2 separate regions of the Homo sapiens genome follow, and region 1 is linked to region 2. A link is a loop called in an ENCODE intact Hi-C map of the cell type or tissue named here. Cell type or tissue: HCT116. All regions are shown on one strand. Each heading gives the region's core, and the rest is flanking DNA. Links, peaks and the distances in the headings are about the cores only.

What was found. A loop is a pair of places that touch in the nucleus more often than their neighbours do. Peaks named below come from ENCODE experiments on the same cell type or tissue, not always from the same donor. Only the 100,000 strongest peaks of a DNase experiment are listed, where the experiment ranks them.
Region 1: it touches region 2 in a loop (4-fold over the local background); 1 of 110 quality-filtered maps calls a loop at or near these places.

What each region holds. Positions count from the first base shown.
Region 1 is chr5:79,362,685-79,367,087 of GRCh38, reverse strand. It overlaps LOC101929201 (a long non-coding RNA gene), which reads left to right and starts at 1,988. Exons shown (of 5, transcript XR_007058838.1): 1 at 1,988-2,028; 2 at 3,487-3,561. In HCT116, for the core only: no CTCF peak of the experiment used is centred there; no DNase peak of the experiment used is centred there.
Region 2 is chr5:79,418,451-79,422,853 of GRCh38, reverse strand. All of the region lies in intron 5 of HOMER1 (homer scaffold protein 1), which reads left to right. Among named protein-coding and RNA genes, the nearest start is that of HOMER1, 93 kb to the left of the region's middle. In HCT116, for the core only: no CTCF peak of the experiment used is centred there; DNase peaks (open chromatin) are centred at 2,133 and 2,433; H3K4me3 peaks cover 738 bases; H3K27ac peaks cover 552 bases.

The DNA.
Region 1 (4,403 bases), core at 308-4,307, 56 kb after region 2:
TCTGTAAACCTAGTCTCAAATGTTTGTTTATGAAAATAATTTTATTTTGAATGACTTAACTGCTTAAGTGTGACATCCCATGCCTTCTGTTAATATATGGGGCTTTGATGTTGTCGTTTTTAAGGGTTGGGGAGGTGTAGCTAAGAAGAAGTTAACCAACACCACTTTCTTTCTGTAGCTTATTTGCCTCTCTTCAAAGTCAAGTTTTAGAGGCTTATGTGTATTGTGTGTTTCTTTTTACATGTATTATTTTGATACTGATTATATCACGAGGACCACGTAACTTTGTGTTTGCATTGCTATAGAAAGTTTAGAGAGTTAATATTTCTGTTATCTTAAATGGTCCTCTTTTTTTCATATTTACTCATAAACTTAACTGCTTACAAATTATCTCTGATAGAAGTGCTCTCAAATTATACTCTTTGTATTTGGTTTTAGACTACTGTATGATATTTGATTTTTATTTCTAGTTTAAGTTACAATTAAAATTAGTCTGAATTTGAGTAGAATATGACTTACACTACTTGGTCAACAAATTGAGCATGTTCGACGGTCCAGGAAGAAAAAAGGAGCGATCAGTACTCAACATTGGCTCCAAATAACCCACAGAATTTGCAAATCACTTGCAAATTGTCTAATAAAGTTTAACTTTTAAACAACTTTTGTTTATATTTTTCTACTTAGTGATTAATCTTGGTCTCCTGTAGCAGAGCCTTTATTTTACAATTACAATCTGTGCATTAAAATCTCAGCGTTATACATAATAGTATAAGGCATAGAACTACCTAGACTATGGTGCATGGCCAACTACTCCATCTCACAACAGTTTTCATACAATTTCATGACCTCAGTGTTATCGTTATCCCCATTTTATAGATGGGGAGTCTGAGGTTCAGCAAGATAAAGTGATCAGCCAAACAGGAGGCAGAACCAGGAATAAAACACAGGTCCTCTGCCTCCTCTGTGCCTTTCTCCATCATGCCTGAACCATGACCTGTGGGTATTTTTTAAGAAGGCAGGTACAAAAGTTTATCAATTTTCAGTATTTAGCAACCTATCACTTAATGAGAAGGATCGAATGGTTTTCCATTTCACAATAGTATTATGTCTTCGAATTTCACCCTACTTATTTTTTTAGGAGAAACAAGTTTAATTTTAATTATATAAGTGGTTCATGTATACTTTCTTTTTGTAATTGTTTTTAATAATACAGATAAAGCAAAAATCATCCTTGACCTCTCAGTTCTATCCCTAAAAACTGTTACTATAAGCTCTTTAATGTCTATCCTTTCAGCATTTTGTATGCATTTGTATACAATATGTATGTACTTATAGAAACATGTAGTTTTGGAGGGCAAAGAGTCATAAATTTTATCATATGGTATGTTTTATTCTACAGTGTGCCTTTTTTAACTTAATCTTATTAGATGATCTGTCCAAGTTGGTACATACAGATCAGCCTGATTCCTCCGAACTCCTTCAGAGTATTATTTCATTTTATGGATATATATGATTTATTTAAACATTTCACTATTTTTTCTTTTCATTTTCATCTTACCCCCTTCTTCCCCACCTTGAGCTACTTGTTAAATGTTAGCAATATTCAGGAATAATCAGTGCCTAGTCACCAAACGTCTTGCAGTGCTTCTAATGCCTTCTCTCACTGGGGAGAATGAACTGTGGATGAACAAATGTTCCTGAAAACTAAAACTCAAAAATAAGTTTTACTAGCCTTGATGAAAATCTTCCCAAATTATACTCAAACAACATCTAGCAACATACTTTGGACATAATAATTGCACAATAAATGTGTTAAATGACTGTTCATGTTTACTGCCTTAGAAAAGAGAAGACGCCACGTGTAATTTTATTTTATTTTATTTTATATTTATTTTATTTTTTTGAGATAGAGTCTCGCTCTGTTGCCCAGGCTGGAGTGCAGTGGCAAGATCTCAGCTCACTGCAACCTCTGCCTCCCAGGTTCAAGTGATTCTCCTGCCTCAGCCTCCCGAGTAGCTGGGATTACAGGTGCGCACCGCCATACCCAGCTTATTTTTGTATTTTTAGTAGAAACGGGGTTTTGCCATGTTGGCCAGGCTAATCTTGAATTCCTGACCTCAAGTGATCCACCTGCCTTGGCCTCCCAAAGTGCTGGGATTATAGGTGTGAGCCAGCACGCCTGGCCACCACATGTAAATTTTAACGTTTGCTCGGTGACTTGGTCTTTCAGCTATTGTACAGTGTCACCATCTGGAGATGCTTGGTGATCACCAAGTTTAAAACCCAAAGTGCTGTGCTTTGTAGCCTTCAAAGTGGGAAAGAAAAAGGTAGGATTAAAAAGGAAAGAAGGAATAGGGAAATGTTTGAACCCCAGTATATCCAGACATTTCTCTCTCTTATGTCAAGAGCCTTTTGTCTCCTGATTGGTGGCTTTTCTTCTGACAGCATCCTCTGCCAGTTTGCTGTTCAGTCAAACATCTTGTGAATACCTACAATGTCACTAGGCACTCTGCCAGGCACTGGAATGCAAAGATGGGAAGACACAGCCCTATCCTCCAGAAGCTTATAATCTAATGAGGGAAGCATGCATATTAACCAAGAAGCAATCATACATCAATGCTGTTATGAAAGGTATATACACAGGAGAGAATTAGCCAATATCACTGAGAAGGTAACATTGGAACTAAGTGTAAAAGACGAATAGATGTTCACTTTGAAGATTGGAGTGATGGAGGAAAGCAAGCCACACATTTGAATTCACAGTCCTGACATACACTCTGGCTGAGCTTGGGGAATCAGAGCAAGTCATAGAGTCCAGACTACGGACTTTGTTTCATGTCCTCAGCAGTTCTGACTTTTCCCAAAGGCAGTGGAAAGCCACTGAAACCTTTGAGGAGGAGACATAGCATGACTGGATGCACATTTTAGAGACAGTAAAACATTCTGGCTACAGTATCAAGAATGGCCTAAAGAAAGCTTATGGGGCCAGGCGTGGTGGCTCACGCATATAATCCTGGCACTTTGGGAGGCCGAGGTGGACGAATCACTTGAGGTCAGGAGTTTGAGACCAGCCTGGCCAACATGATGAAACCCTGTCTACTAAAAGTACAAAAATTTGCCAGGCATGGTGGCACTTGCCTGTAATTCCAGCTACTCGGGAGGCTGAGACATGAGAATCACTTTAACCCAGGAGGCAGAGATTGCAATGAGCTGAAATCACACCACTGCTCTCTAGCCTGGGTGACAGAGTGAGACTCTGTCCAAAAAAAAAAAAAAAAGCTTATGGGAGGCCAGGTGCAATGGCTCATGCCTATAATCCCAGCACTTTGGGAGGCCGAGGTAGGAAGATTGCTTGAACCCAGGAGTTCAAGACCACCCTGGGCAACATTGTGAGACCTCATCTTTATAAAAATTAATAATAGTTTCTTAAAACAAGAAAGCTTATAGAAAACCATATTCAGGAAGATCTTTTTTTTTTAATTGTAGCAATCCAGGTAAGAGACACAGAAAACTGTAAATGATGCAAAAACAGCTGAACTGAATATGAGAGATGTTCAAGAGGTACGTGATGGGATGATATTTTGAAATTTGGATTTCTGCTGCTTTCCTGGCATTTATTCTTCCTTTCAACAAATGTATTCTATGCACTTGGCCCTCAGTTTTGGGTTATTACTGTAGTAATGAAAGGGTCAGTTCTCTACTTTTGAATTTCCCACCTCAAATGAGACTTTTTTTTTTTAATGACACCCCCCACGTAGCAAGGAAGGAGAGTGGAAGGAAATGAGAGGGTGGCAAATATCACTATGGAAGAGCCCTGAGCACAACCTCCTTTCTCCGGTTGTCTAGTACATCAGCCTTAGATGGGAGCAGGGAGGGTAAAAAAGTGAACCTTCAGACAGGATAGGAGATTGAAGAGCAGAGGACGCCCATGCCTCAAGTTCCAGGTGTGACCTACAGAAGAGTTCCCTTGGGCCAGGGTGATGCAGCAGCCACTGAGTAGAAATGACAACATGGTGTTTTTAAGCTAAGAGGGGCCCAACACATTTCTTGGAGCCCCAGTGTGGCATCGGAAAGCATCTGAAATGTTTCCGTGTCCCACTGCTCCAGCAGGTATGACAAAAGAGCTACTGTGTTAGATATGAGGACACACGTTCACCTGGGTGGATATGGGACCAAAGACAAGATGGACATCTCAGTGGATGCTGGCAGAGAAAGGGGCCAGAGGGAGCCCACTGTCTAAGCAAATGCCAGCATAAATCAGGTGGATCAAGAAACAGAAACCCTGGCCGGGCACGGTGGCTCATGCCTGTAATCCCAGCACTTTGGGAGGCCGAGGCAGGTGGATCGCCTGAGGTCAGGAGTTTGAGACCAGCCTGGCCAACATGGTGAAACCCCGTCTCTAC
Region 2 (4,403 bases), core at 255-4,254:
ACTAGCCAAAAAAAAAAAAAAAAAAAGAGATCATCTTTTAAGAGTCCATTTATTCAGCAATATTAGTATAAAACTTTAAATGCTAGGTAGTGAACACTATCCTTAGTACTTCCAAAAATTAGATGGTATAGTGTATAGAAGTCTATTCATTAAAGGGCCTACTTGGGTTTATATTTAATCCTGTGTTTTCATAATTTTTATTTTTTATAGTTTTATCTCTACTGTTTTTTTCTTTTTTTTTTGACAATTGTCTCATGAGAAGTAGAATGGATACAATTTCTGCTTTTTCAGGAAGAAAAATCCAAAGCATATGGTCAGGGAATTTTTCTAAAATCTATAGATAGGTACCAGAATTAGAACTTTAATCCCTTGCTTCTGTACTTCAGTCTTTCCTTAACCTGTCTTGAAGAAATTTTAAGTCACCATATGGAGACCAAATATAAAAAAGATGATAATTAACAATATTGATTCACTATTTGATGCAAAAATAAGTTATGAATCTTTAAAATGTGTAGTTGAAATTCAATGAGTATTGAGTCTGTAGGCATTTAATTTATTTAAGAAAATAACTGTGTATTTCAGTTAAGTCAGCACAGTCATGTTGATTTTTTTTTTTTTAATTTTTTTGAGATGGAGCCTCCCTCTGTCACCCAGGCTGGAGTGCAGTGGCACGATCTTGGCTCACTGCAACCTCTGTCTCCCGTGTTCAAGTGATTCTCCCACCTCAGCCTCCTGAGTAACTGGGATTAAAGACGTGCACCACCATGCCTAGCTAATTTTTGTATGTTTCTTAGAGATAGGGTTTCACCATGTTGGTCAGGCTGGTCTCGAACTCCTGACCTCAAATGATTCACCCTCCTTGGCCTCCCAAAGTGCTGGGATTAGAGGTGTGAGCCACTGCATCCGGCCTATGTTGATTTTTATAACTATTTACATTGAAAAGTATTGGCCAGGCCCGATGGTTCATGCCTGTAATTCAGTGCTATGGGAGCCTGAGCCAGGCTGATCACCTGAGGTCAGGAGTTTGAGACCAGTGTGGCCAACATGGAGAAACACCGTGTCTACTAAAAAATACAAAAAAATTAGCTGGGCATGGTGGCGGGTGCCTGTAATCCCAGCTACTCGGGAGGCTGAGGCAGGAGAATCACTTGAACCCGGAGATGGAGGTTGCAGTGAGCCAAGATTGCGCCATTGCACTCCAGCCTGGGCGACAAGAGCAAGGCCCCTTCTCAAAAAAAAAAAAAGAAAAATAACAGGGTTTAGTGTGTGTGTGTGTGCTCATAGTATTCTTGATTATGTAACTGGTAGTTTATATTTACAAAGCAAAAGTATTAGAGAATCTTAGATTAAGGTAATTTACATGATTATAGGCCATAGTAAACTTTCCTTATATGTTATATTATTTCTTTGCTCTTTTGTCTATTGATTTAGTAGTATAGCTAAGAATCCAGTCTGCATGTTTACCAAGTAGCTGGCTAAAGCTTTCAGTTCCACTGAGAGTTAAGCTTATGTTTCTGAAACCAGCATAACATAACTAAACATTTGGAACACTTGTTCTACAAGTTTTCGGATTTGAATGTAAGGGTATCTCAACCTTACAGCATCTGGGGGCACTTTGTAACAAAAGTCATTTCTTGGAAGTAGAAAGTTGAAACTTGTAACATAGCTTCAAAGGTATTCTGCAAAATATTGCCCTAATAGTTCAAAAATAGTTTCTAAATTTTATTTGAAAATAAAGAGCTCAAAAGTAGTTCTATTGTAAACCAGTGACTGAAACATATCAAGAGTCTGGGAGTACCTGGAAAGCACAGTTATCTTTGTGGAGTATTTTGTAGGCATGTTGTATACATATATAATCATATGAATTAGAAATCATTTAACTAGCAAGTTATGCATCTAAAATCACCATGAGCACACACATGTAAGCAGTTAGTGTCCAGACTGAGCATGAGCAACTCTTTGGCATAGGTCCATTTTAATACTACTTAGTTCAAAATCATGTATGGAGCATGTCTTTGTGCCAGGTGAAAGGTGAATAAGATTGCCTTCGAGGAGCTTCATGAGACAGCAGAATATATAACCAGTATGGATGATGTGGAGGTAGTGATCCATGGGGTGCTCTGGAAACTCTAAGAACAGTCCCCAAGCTCTCTCCATGATTACTCCAACATTCTCTGATGTGATACTTCCTTTACAGTTTTAACAAATATTTGAGTGCCAGGCAAACATTAGTGAACAGGTAAACAGTCTCTGTTCTTATAGTGTTTAAACTTCAGTGGGGGAATAAGAGAAATAATTGCATAACTATATAATTACTGTTATGGAAAGTGCCACAAAAGAAGAGATCAAAGTGAGGGAAGAGGGCAGGCGGTGGTATGGCTGGATCATGAAAGTAGGCTCCTTGTGGAGTCATACATAACTCATCCTTCCAGTGGGTAGAAGTTGGCCTGTGAAGTGGGGAAGGAGCGCTTCTGGCAGAGGGAGGGGCATCTGCTTTGGCCTTTGAAGCAGTTAGGTGTTTTAGTGCCCTCATCTGAGGTCGTGGTAGTGACAACTGGAAAGAATCTATAAAGACTGGGATGGAATAAATGAGAGAATTGTTCACTATTTAGCTTTGAGAGTAAGGAAATAGGAAGAAATAAAGATATTTCTGTTCACTAGCCAATAACATCTGTATCCTCCAAAATATCAGATACATAAAAGACAATAGATGTTGATTTATTACATTTAATACATTGATTGCTTAAGTTCAGAAGTTACACAAACTGATAGCCTATTTAGTTGTACATGACCGTCACAATACTAGCATCACATGTCTAAATAAATTAGAAATGCAAATCGTAATGCAGATAAAAAAAAGAATGCTTCTTTAATCATTTTACATCTTCTCCAAATGAAACCCATGAGTCAAGATATATAAATGCCCAAATTGTATAGAAATTTGTCATATAGTTCTCAGTTGCTAAAAATTTTAAGGAAGAGGTACTTCCGTGTTAAAATCCAGAAGTCATTTAGCACTGTTTGTTAAGATCCTCTGTGAATATCATGTTAAGTAGTATTAGTAAATGGAATCTAGAATAAGTGTTTTTCTTCTTGAATTTATTCACTTTTACAAAAATGCATTTGAAAGAGTGATTACTCTGAAAAGATTAACATTTTTTAGCTTGCATATGAAGTTTGTTGCCACAAGTCATTTTAATATTATTCTTGAAGAATACTCAGCATGGCAGATACGCTTCCAGATCTATATAGAATGTCTCCTAAGGCTTTAGTATGTTTTCTCTAAATAAGTAATAGTTACAGAGATATAATTTAACTGGTTGAAAGATAGGGAAAATACCACTTACCACAAGCTCATAAAACTTTTACGTAAGCAGTTCACTAATATGGGTGACCATAATGTATATGATAAAAGCCCCTCTCAAGCTTGGGAATATGTGGTCATTTGGGATGGTTTTCTGAAAGCTGTTAATAAGCTAAGTAAACCTATAGAAGCACATTTTAGTACTTAGAGTCTAGTTTTAGTAGAATCTGCATTCATCCATAGAAAGCAGTCTAGCAAATGTTAATAGTAAGGCCTGAAGTAGTTCCACAGATATCCATGTTCATATACTATTGTAAAATTATTTACTTTTCATATAAATATAGGCAAAGCATGCAGTCATCCATCTCTACAATGTAAAGTCTTTCAGGTATTAATGATAGATGTCTATTATTTCCATATCCTTAAAAAAAAATATAGACATCCTTTCTATTTTATTTGTCCATCCATATTTGTAACTATTCTGCATTTTGAAATATGTTTTGCAAATTTTGCAATGATATTTAAGGCCCTTGGAATAATAACTTAAATCTGTTTAATCCATACTTTACCAGGCTATTAAATAATTTGATCCCAACTTTTCCTTTTGATTACAGCATATTCTAAACTAGTTTAAAAGTAGTCACCTATTTTTCAGTGATCTCTGTGTGGCATTCTCAACACCCTTATATATAACTGCATATAGCCAATTGTAAATTACCCCTAAGGTAACAGAGCAAAGGAATAGCACATGTGAAAAAAGACATTGTAGTTCAGTTTGAAAAACCTTACGGGTGGGCGTCTTAATATTGCTGTGGTATGGAAGACAAAGTACCCATCCATTACAGCATCTGAATTTAATAGCCTGTGTTAGTTAATTCATACTTAGGTTAAAGGAAGCCCAAGTCACTGGTCCAGATATCATACATGACAATGTCATACAAAGAAAAATTCTTTCAAAGTCACAGATTACAAAAGAGGGTGTTAGATTAAGGGAAGCTGAGTTTTTGTGAGTAATATGCTCAAGACTGTCACTGTACTGGAAAAACAGCAAAGCAAATGTCCGCTGAAAGGGATTTCTGTCGTGTTGTTTTTCTGTAGC